Linked DNA regions of Homo sapiens: region 1 is linked to region 2. The links are chromatin contacts, found by Hi-C or POLR2A ChIA-PET in ENCODE. All regions are on one chromosome and are shown on one strand. The core of a region is the stretch at or near the end of the contact, and the rest is flanking DNA. Distances in the headings are between cores, read along the strand shown.

The links. Hi-C counts contacts between places; a loop is a spot of excess contacts on that map. ChIA-PET counts read pairs that join two places held with the same protein, here RNA polymerase II (POLR2A). Pooled maps may share reads with other maps.
Region 1: a map of B cell shows a loop between it and region 2 (9-fold over the local background). The contact joins the promoter of GVQW3 here to the promoter of RAB6A in region 2. A Hi-C loop is called at or near these places in 1 of 168 maps with a recorded cell type or tissue (B cell) and 9 of 50 pooled maps. POLR2A ChIA-PET finds 5 or more read pairs at or near these places in 1 of 52 experiments (activated T-cell).

The regions. Positions count from the first base shown.
Region 1 is chr11:76,377,590-76,382,647 of GRCh38, forward strand. It overlaps GVQW3 (GVQW motif containing 3), which reads left to right and starts at 3,734. Exons shown (of 2, transcript NM_001347885.2): 1 at 3,734-4,704. The coding sequence starts at 4,240. It overlaps THAP12 (THAP domain containing 12), which reads right to left and starts at 3,543. Exons shown (of 5, transcript NM_004705.4): 1 at 3,159-3,543. The coding sequence starts at 3,247. RefSeq lists an enhancer at 2,748-3,249 and a silencer at 2,892-3,821.
Region 2 is chr11:73,758,592-73,763,758 of GRCh38, forward strand. RAB6A (RAB6A, member RAS oncogene family) reads right to left here and starts at 2,483. Exons shown (of 8, transcript NM_198896.2): 1 at 1,975-2,483. The coding sequence starts at 2,044. LOC124902711 (a long non-coding RNA gene) reads left to right here and starts at 2,567. Exons shown (of 2, transcript XR_007062775.1): 1 at 2,567-2,649; 2 at 3,146-4,509. RefSeq lists an enhancer at 1,634-2,134 and silencers at 2,431-2,740, 2,901-3,090.

The DNA of each region.
Region 1 (5,058 bases), core at 2,484-4,983, 2.6 Mb after region 2:
TTTCATGGCTAATATTTCATTGTATTGATATACATTTTGTTTATCCATTCAAGCACTGATAAACGTGGCTTGTTTCTACCTTTTGACTATTGCGAATAGTGCTGCTATGAATGTGTGTACATTTGGTTTTTTTGAATATCAGTTTGCAATTCTTTGGATATACGCCTAGGAATGGAATTGCTGGGACACACAGTAATTCTACATCTAACTGCCACTTGTGGTTTTGATTTGAACTTCTCTAATAACGAGTGATGCTCAGCATCTTTTCATGTGCTTTTTAGCCATTTATATCTTCTGTTTAAAGAAAGAAGTCCTTTGCCTATTTTAAAATTGGGTTGTCTTTTTGTTGCTGAATTGTAAGAGTTCTTTATATATTCTGGATACTGGACCCAGATCAAATGTATTATTTGCAAGTACCTTCTTCCATTCTTTTCACTTTCTTGGTAATGTTCTTTGATACACAAAAGTTTAATTTTGATGAAGTCCAATTAGTCTATTTTTCTTTTTACTGCATGTATTTTGGTGTCATATCTAAGAATGTGGTGCCAGCCAAGCACGGTGGCTTACACCTGTAATCCCAGCACTTTGGGAGGCCAAGGCGGGCAGATCACCTGAGATCAGGAGTTCGAGACCAGCCTGGCCAACATGGCGAAACCCCGTCTTGACTAAAAAAAAATACAAAAATTAGCCAGGCATGGTGGCGGATGCCTGCAATCCCAGCTACCTGGGAGGCTGAGTGAGTAGAATAGTTTGTGAACATCGGTGGCAGAGGTTGCAGTGAGCTGAGACTGTGCCACTGCACTGCAGCCTGGGCAACAGAGTGAGACTCTCAAAAAAAACAAAAAACAAACAAGAATGTGCTGCCAAATCTAAAGTCATGAAGATTTATCTGTATTTTTTTCCTAAAAGTTTAATGACATAGCTCTTATATTTAGGCCTTTGATCTCAATAAAAGTATAGGCCATTTGGAGTTCATTTCTGTATATGGTATGAAGAAAGACATCTATTCTTTTTTTTTTTTCATCTATTCTTTCTTTCTTGAGACGGAGTCTTGTTCTGTCACCCTGACTGGAGTGCAGTGGCACGATCTCGGCTCACTGCAACCTCTGCCTCCTGGGTTCAAGCGATTCTCACGTCTTGGCCTCCTGAGTAGCTGGACAGGCACGCACCACTGGGCTCAGCTAATTTTTGTATTTTTTAATAGAGACAGGGTTTCCCTATGTTGGCCAGGCTGGTCTCGAACTCCTGACCTCAAGTGATCCGCCTGCTTAGGCCTCCCAAAGTGCTGGGATTACAGGTGTGAGCCACCATGCCCGGCCTAGACATCTATTCTTGAATGTCTATCAGGTCTCTCAAACCCAAACTTCTAGTATTCCTCTACCAAACCTGCTCTTCCCAGTCTTCCCTATCTCAGCAAATGCTCACGTTAAAAATCTTGAAGTCGGCTGGGCGCGGTGGCTCAGAGCCTGTTCTAGCACTTTGGGAGACCGACACAGGAGGACTGCTTGAAGCCAGGAGTTCAAGACCAACCTGGCCAACATAGATTTTTAAAATCTTGAAGTCGTCCTTAAGTTCTCTTTTTCTTTTACAATCTACCTCCAAACCATTAGCAAATGATGTTGGCTTCACCTTCAAACCATATCTCAAATTTACCATCTCCTCCTCTATTAATCTGGATTATTACAACAGCCTTTTAACTGGTCTTCCGGCTTTCACCTTTGCCTCCCCACAATCTAATGAGCAGCCACTGATCCTGTTAAAATTTAAGTCTCTGCTCTAAACCCTTCAATGACTTCCTATTTCACTCATAATAAAAACCATAGTGCCTTCCAAGACCTACAAGGTCCTACCTAAAGAATTTGCCCCTACCATACACACACCTTTCTGGTCTCATCTCACCTCTCTCCCAGTCCCTCTCCCTGGACTCCTGGTTGCCCTGTCTTTGCCTTCTTTGGAATGCTGCTGCCCAAGGTATCTCCATGGCTGGCCCCTTCACCTGGTCTTTGCTCAAATTCACCTTCTTAGTGAGGCCTTCTCTAATCACTGTATTTAAAATAGCAATTGTGCGTCCCTTGATACTACTTATTCCCCTACCCTCTAACCTTTGTTTATTTTTCTCCACAGTATTTATCATCATCCGACACACTACGTATTTTACTTGTTTATTCCCCCCCCATTAGAATGTAATCTTCATGAAAGCAAGGACTTCGATTTGTTCATCTGTAACCCCCACTGCTCACAACAATGCCAACACAAGTAGACCTTCAATAATTAATTGAACTAATTAATAAATAACATAAATTATAGTCGCCCGTTGCTGCACCTGTTCCCTTACTGGACTGAGAGCTTTCTGCAAGCAGTGACACCCTTATTCACCCATGAACTCCCAGCACCTAACATTTGCGCTCGGCACATAGTAGGCATTGATTTTAAATGAATGAACCAACAAGACAGGCCTATGAAACATCTCAGCCTTTCAAACACAGTCCCTATGCTATCATTCCCTAAATATGTCAGTGTGTGGGGGTTATCCGAAGGAAGAGGTTCCAATACCAATTTCCACGCCCTCACGCGTACACCCTCTGTTATCCCTACAATACCCAAGCGAGAAAATGAGTAACGGTGACAGCCAGAAAATGAATCCTGAACCGTGCAATGACAAGTCCGAAGGAGAAAGCAGTTGCGATGAGATGAAAGAAGGTAGCGGGACTCAAAACAGAAACACTGTCCCGGGGGTGGTGGCAAGGAGAGGGAAAGGCCCCAGTGGCCACAACCATAGAGTCCTGCTCTCTTTTGACAGCTAAGGAAACTAACGCCCAGAGAGGAAAGCGACTCCCCCGAGGTCACACAGCAAGTGAGCCACGGCGAGAACCCACAGCATCCCGCGTCCGCGCGCCGCCCCAGCTCCCTCGCGTTTGGGGTGGTGTCCTCCGCGCAGAGCCCCCACCAGCGCACGTGCTCCGAGGTCCCCGGACGCCCGCCCGCCCACGGCTCGGGGCCGGCTCCCCATCTCGGTCCAACGCTGGGGTCGACGGCAGTGCGCTGCGCCCGCCTCCTGCGCCCCTCTCAGCCAGCCCGGGAGCCCGCCAGGGGCCGGCGGCTGGCAGCGCTCACCGCGAAGGTGGGCCCGGGCCGCCCGCTCTGCGCCCGCCGCTTACCTGGCAGGGTCCCGCGGGAACCTGAAGAAGGCCAAGTCGGACTGCGTGCTCTTCCGCGTGCAGTTGGGGGCAGCGCAGAAGTTCGGCATCGTCGCCCGCCCGCCGGCCGGCCCAGCCCTCCCCTCCCCGCCTCCTCAGGGCAGTCCGCCCGCCCGTCGGGGCCGGGGAGGGGAGCCAGGCCGGCCGGCCGGCTCGGCAGGGCCGACGCGCGGGGGAGGGGCGGGCGGGCTAGAAGCCGCGAGGGCCAGGAGGGGTGCCGCGGTCCGAGGCCGGGCTGGGGACGCGGCTCCACAGTGCTGTGAGCGGCCGGGAGGATTTACCGCCGCCGCCGCCGCTGGTGCACCTCCCGCCCGCCCGAGACGCTGCCGCCTCCTTCCCACAATGCACCCTGACGCCCGGGGGTGCCCTCTCTTCCCTCAGCCTTCCTCCCCCGCCCCTCCTTTCCGCCTTCTCAGCAGGCGGGCACGCGCAAGGAAGCGCGCCTGCCGGGGTGTGGCGAGGCGGAGGCGGGACCTGGCGCGCGCCGCCGCAGTGCGACTGCGCACAGTCTAATCCGCGGGGAGAGAGAATTGCGCATGCGCGCCTGTCTCCCGGGACGCTAGAGCAGGCGGTTCCTGGGCTGCTCCGGTAGGTTTGGCGTGCGCGGGTTTCTGCAGATCTAGGGCGAGCTTGCACGTTACATCACCGATGCATCTCTTCTTGCTTGCTTAATTTGCCACCACTTAGGCCTTTCTTGCAGAATTCGCCATATACTCCTTAAGGGCCGCGGAATCGGAGCGACCTTGGTGACTGGCAAACTCTCGGCAGATGTGCGTGCACTGGTTTGATGCAGACGTGGTTGTAGGCGATTTAATTTTTCCCAGCTTTGCAGCGACTGTTGGCTTCCCAGAACGGATCTCCCCAGCCTCGACTGGAAGCTGAGGGACAAAAATTCATAAAAGCAATTACTCTTTCCCGGCGAGGCTTCTAGAAGAGCAAGAAGAGCGATATGATTACACCTGCAGCCCTATAAAGATTGATCTGTCCGTCTTTCCCTTACAGTCGTGGCCTGTTAAACGTTCCTGTGTTGTTCAGTGCCAGAATGAGTGACCGCTATTTAGAACAAAGGATTAGTATCAAATTTTGCGTGAAATTGAACAAGTCTGCAAGTGAGACCCACCATCTTTTAAAAGAAGCTTATGGGGATGAAGTCATGTCAAGGGCCAGAGTTTTTGACTGGCACAAAAGGTTTAAAGAAGGACGGGAAGATGTTCGAGATGATGCCCGAAGTGGGCGTCCAGTCACCCACCGAACAGATGACAATATCCAGAAGGTCAAGGACTTGGTTTGTTCAAACAGGCAGTTAACCGTGAGGATGATGGCTGAAGAGTTAAATTTAGACAAAGAAACTGTTAGGCTCATTTTGAAAGAAAACTTGAACATGAGGAAGATTTCTGCAAAAGTTATTTCGGGTGTTTTGAAGGGTGAGCCTAAACCACGAAAACTTGACTTTCGGTCCGATCTTTCAAAGGAAACTAGGAAAAATAGCTCATGTTTGAGGAAAAAGGTAACAGGTTCTGAAACATGGAGTTATCTCCAGGGTGAAGCTGGTGGGGAAATGCCCCTGCCGGTATCCCATCCCAGAGTCCACTACTCTGCCAGTCAGCTTCTGCAGGCGTCATCTTCAACAAGCCTTCCCCCCAGGGTAGCTGAGAATTGGTTCACCCCATGGTGAGAGGAATGTGAGTTAGCTGAACCAGAACTAGGATGCTGCCTCACTGTTAGGCACCTTCTTTGGCTGCTCACGTATTTTTCAGTCTTCACCACTCCTCCCTATGTGCCATGGCCCTCCTCATTACTCTTTGCTGGACTCTTGGACCATTTTCCTTGCTGTTCTCCATAACTTTGAAAAACTTTTGGC
Region 2 (5,167 bases), core at 1,233-3,732:
ATGCATTAGAACATACACAAATACTCAAGAAATTCAAAGGAAACCTGAAGATACTTAGGAAGTTAAGCACTCCATTCATGCTAAAACCTTTTTAGGCAGGAAGATGAATAGGTTTTTTCATGCAAACTAAATAGCTGTGCATCACAACATAAGGAAGGCAATAATATCCTTAGAATGCACAATAAGCACTTTGGATCCTTTTTATCAATAATAACCAATAAACTATATTTTATGTTTGGGAACTATCCTGATATTGACACAGAAAAGCTGGACTAGAAGCAACTCCATAGGTTCTACCAAGTTACTCACCTAAAGACACAAGTTTATACTTACTTCAGGAAAATATATAAGCAAAAAGGAGGGAGATTGTATTTTTCCCCCCAAAAGGGAGGAGGGGAAGATAATCTACACATGAAAGGAGAAAAATGATTTCCCAGTTCTAACTGGAGGCAATTTTGCAAGAGTATTAACCTCTGTGATGGCATACAAATTAGTATAAATAGTTCAAAGTAGTAATAAAAGCTACGAATTTATATCACTTACATGCCTTCCAGTCAAAACAAATAACTAATGTTTTCTATAACCTCACCTAAAACACCTAGTAGGTACTCAATGTTTGATGACTCAGAACTAATCTCTCAATGTCTGAATTTTAAAGATGGGCATGCAAAGTATGAGAAAAACAAAGGAGGGTAATCATCTCTGAATTGTCGAGTGTCAAGTTTGTATAATACAGCATAAAACTGGAATTACTACAAGAAGTAATCGTAGATACAACCATCACAAAATTAGGATCTAGTATCTAATACAAAAGTACAGTGACAGCAGAACCTGACCAGGTAAATGACATAACAATTTCACTCATCAGACAGTACAGAATATTAAGCATAAAAGAATTATTTAGCCCAAATGGTATTTAAATCTAATTTAGGTAACTAGATGATGAGTCTGTTCCTACTCTACTCCATTTTCCAAAGGAAATCCGACAAAACAAAGATGTTTGTTATTCCAAGCCTTCTCTCACATGAATCCTCAATATATCATTGGAAAATACTCAAGAAGGAATGAATAATTAACATTTCCCCAGTAATTCCCTTTTGTACCACCATGAGACTCAGACGCTGCTTCATGTTGAAAAGAGAAAAAGGGGAGGTGAGATGAGAAAAATTCCAAGTAAAATGATCATGACATAGCATCTGGCAGAGATTGAAAAATCATCAACATTGCCAAAAGAATTGTCAGTGATGAAAGTCAAGAGAACAAAATGAGGTTTTCCGACAAGCCACAGCCCCATCTAACCTAAGGGGCAAAAATCTCCACTGCCGACGCTACCCCTTTCACCCCCAACCACCCCATGCTCAAGTCGTCTCCAATTCAGATGTTTCCTCTATGGCCCAGACTAATTTCCCACCCAGGTGAAAATCATTTAATTTTTTCTACTACCACCCCTTCCCACCTTCCACGACATCAGCACTTCGCAGGGCCAAGCCTCTGGGGAAAACAACGCCCAGATCCCACCCTCCTTGGCCAAGGTTGAAGAGGGCCCGCTCTCGGGAGTGGGGCTTCCCTGAGTGGGCCTCACAGAGCTGAGGAACTGGGAAAAGAGCAAGGAATAAGGGTGGGGCTCAAGAAAGGGGGCCGGGGTACGGGCAATGACCGAGACCGGAGGAAGAAAGGGATGGACAAGAGGCTGGGCGGGGTGAGGTCTGGGGAGGGAGGGCAGATCGACCGGAGATGGCCGGACTGCGGGGAACGGAGCCGGGGAGTCGAGGATTGAAGAACCCGGGGAACAGGGTAAAAACTCGGCCACTGGCGAAGAGCCAGTGGCACCGGGGGGCACATCGGGAAGGGCTGCGGTGGCAACGAGCGCGGACGCGAGGCGGGCAGGGAGCCTCCGCGGACGGAAGGGCCGCACCGGGGGCGGTGCGGGGACGCTGCGGCCAGCTGCCAGGAGTAGGGGAGCCACGCACTCACCGCTTTGCTCCCCCAGGAACACCAGCTTGAATTTCCTCAGCGGATTCCCGAAGTCTCCGCCCGTGGACATTGTGGAACTAGAGGAGCGGCCGCCGCCTCAGCCTAGAGACCTCCCGGACCGATGCTGCTCCAGCCAGCTGACGAAAAAGGCGAGCGGAAGGGCGGGCACCGAGCTCTCTCGGCCCCTGCAAGGCCCGGTGGAGGAGCCCGGCTGGAGGGCAGCAGGACTCTCCACAGACTGGCAGCCGCCGCCGCCTCCCGGCAGAGTAGCCTAGCACCGAGCGAGGCCCGCGGCTGGGAAGGGAAGGAGGGCGGTGTCGGCAGGAGCCAGGGGTGTCCTCTGGCTTCCCAAAGCTAGGGCCGTTCCCTCCTTCCGCACTCGGCTCCCAGACCTGGGGAAGAGAAGCTGAGGGTGGCGGAGCCGGAACCGCAGACGTATCTGGGACCTCTCACGCGCAGCGCCTGAGCTTCCACAGCTGCCGCCGCCGCCGCAGCCCAACCTGCTGAGTGCGCGAGCCTCTGGAGCGGCGCGGGGCGAGCCCGGGCGCGAGCCTGCGGCCCCGCCGGCCGCTGGCGTGCGTGCGTGCGTGCATGCGTGCGCGCCACCGCCATCGCCATCGCCTTCCTGGTTTGGACAGCTCTACCGGCTCCTCCCGCACGGCGGCGACGGGGCAGGTTAGGTTTCCACTGGCGTCAAAAGAAGCCAGGAGGAGGCGGGGCAAGCCAGGGATAAGTTAGTGGGAGGCTGGAGCCCTTACGTCACTTACATAATGAGCCAATCGGAAGGGGCTGAGGGCGAGCCCACACGCGAGTGAGGTGGCAGCGTGAGAGCGCGCGCAGCCCTCGAGCTGTGGAAAGCGGAGCACTGTGGCGGCCATAAGAAGTGTGGCGCCTCTCAGCCTGAGGGGAGGGGAAGGAAAGAAAGGGGAGGGGGAGAAGGGTGGGGCGGAGGCGGGGCCGGGACAAAGGTGGAATATGATCCCCCAAAAAGTGTGGGTGGGGTCCTATAGCCTTAAAATTTGTAATGGGAGCCTCTTTCCTGAGCCCTCAGCCGTGCCTCACAGTCCTCAGATCCCTTCTTCACCATTGCACACACCCCACCTTCTCCATCCTCTCATCATAATTCCTCACAGGCATCTTACTAAATAACATTCTCCTCCATTGCTCCCAGGAATGTTATAACTGCCAGAATCATGGCCTCCCAATTTTGCAGATGAGGAAACTGAAGCTTAGAGGGAGTAAATGACTTGCAAAATCCATAAAGCGGGCTGGGCGCGGTGGCCCACGGCTGTAATCCCAGCACTTTGGGAGGCGGAGGCGAGTGGATCACGAGGTCAAGAGATCGAGACCATCCTGGCCAACATGGTGAAACCCTGTCTCTACTAAAAATGCAAAAATTAGCTGGGGGTGGTGGCGCGCGCCTGTAGTCCCAGCTACTCGGGAAGCTGAGGCAGGAGAATCGCTTGAACCCGGGAGGCGGAGGTTGCAGTGAGCCGAGATCACACCACTGCACTCCAGCCTGGCGACAGAGCGAGACTCCATCTCAACAGAAAAAAAAAAAAAAAAAAAAAAAAAAAGCCGGGCGTGGTGGCTCATCCCTGTAATCCCAGCACTTTGGAAGGCTGAGTTGGGTGGATCACCTGACGTCAGGAGTTCCAGACCAGCCTTGGCCAACATGATGAAACCCCATCTCTACTAAAAATACAAAAAATTAACGTGGTGTGGTGGCGGGTGCCTGTAATCCCAGCTACTTGGGAGGCTGAGGCAGGAGAATCGCTTGAACACGGGAGGCGGAGGTTGCAGTGAGCCAAGGTCACACCATTGCACTCCAGTCTGGGCAACAAGAGCGAGACTCTGTCTCCAAAAAAAAAAATCCATAAAGCAGCTGGGCGCGGTGGCTCACGTCTGTAATCCCAGCACTTTGGGAGGCCGAGGCGGTAGAATCGCTTGAGCCCAGGAGTTCGAGACCAGGCTGGGCAACAAAGCAAGACACTATCTCTACAAAAAATAAAATAGCCGAATATCGTGGTGTGCTCCTGTAGTTCCGGCTACTCAGGAGCCTGAAGCAGAAGGATTGCTTGAGTCCAGGAGTTGGAGGCTGAGGTATGGCACCACTACACTGAAATCTGGGTGACAGAACAAGTCCCTGTCTTAAAAAAAAAAAAAAAAAACAAAAAAACTTTCTAAGTGAATAATAAAAAATATGTCCTTACATTTGTGTCTATACACAAATGTATATCATTTGTGTATATCATTCACAAAACATTTATGTACTTTTTCTCATTATTGGGGAGTTATTTGCTTAGCTGTAGAAATGACAGGATTGAAAAAGTGCCTTCTCAGGCCCAGGGATGAATTGCTGACCTAGAATAAATTACAGGGAAGAACCAAAGTTCTTAAAATATCATCTATTCTGGCCTATCAAGACAACAGCTATATCCTCAAACCATCTCTATCAAAATTTACTCCCTTCTGGTTCCTCTCCCAGCCATGTGCAGGTAGAACATGCATCTAAAATAAAATGGTAAAAACCTGGCTTGTAGCATGGACATTTGATTTTACAAGTAGTTTGTCAGATCTAATAGGGTCCTCTCCACCATTAACCCAGAACCCTGGCACATACAAAGAGCAGCTTAAACCAAGAAACTTTTTAAAAAGATTATGCAAACAAAAGTGAGTAGCTATTTTCTTTCTGATGGGTACCAAGTTTTCATTATGCTTCCTGAAATAGACTTTAAAGTAACATCTGAGGATTGGAACTATAATTACTTTGTACTTCCTACAGAACTTTATGAATCAGTCCTCCCTGCTGCTTTGGTCTCTGTAGTCACCTAGACAGGTGGTACTGTTCCCTGTCATTTTGAAGGGCCTTATGGTCTAGTCCACCTCTTACCTAAAATGTTTTAATGTTTTAAGCTTTCATTTTGCATTGACACATACACAGCCTCATTATCCTCTGAAGCTGCCTTCATATTACCAAGTACTCTGTGTAAGTTTTGTCTTCAGAGACTTTATGGCCTAAACATTGCATATTAAGTGCTGTAGGGTATAGCAAATGGAAAAATTACTCAGGAGAAAGAGGAATTAGAGAGGCCCTTTTCAAGAGTATTTTCACCAACATTTTCACCTTCATGATTTCCTACGCTCACTTCTCTTTACTGCAAACACTCTTCCCCTCCCTTCCCCACTCTTC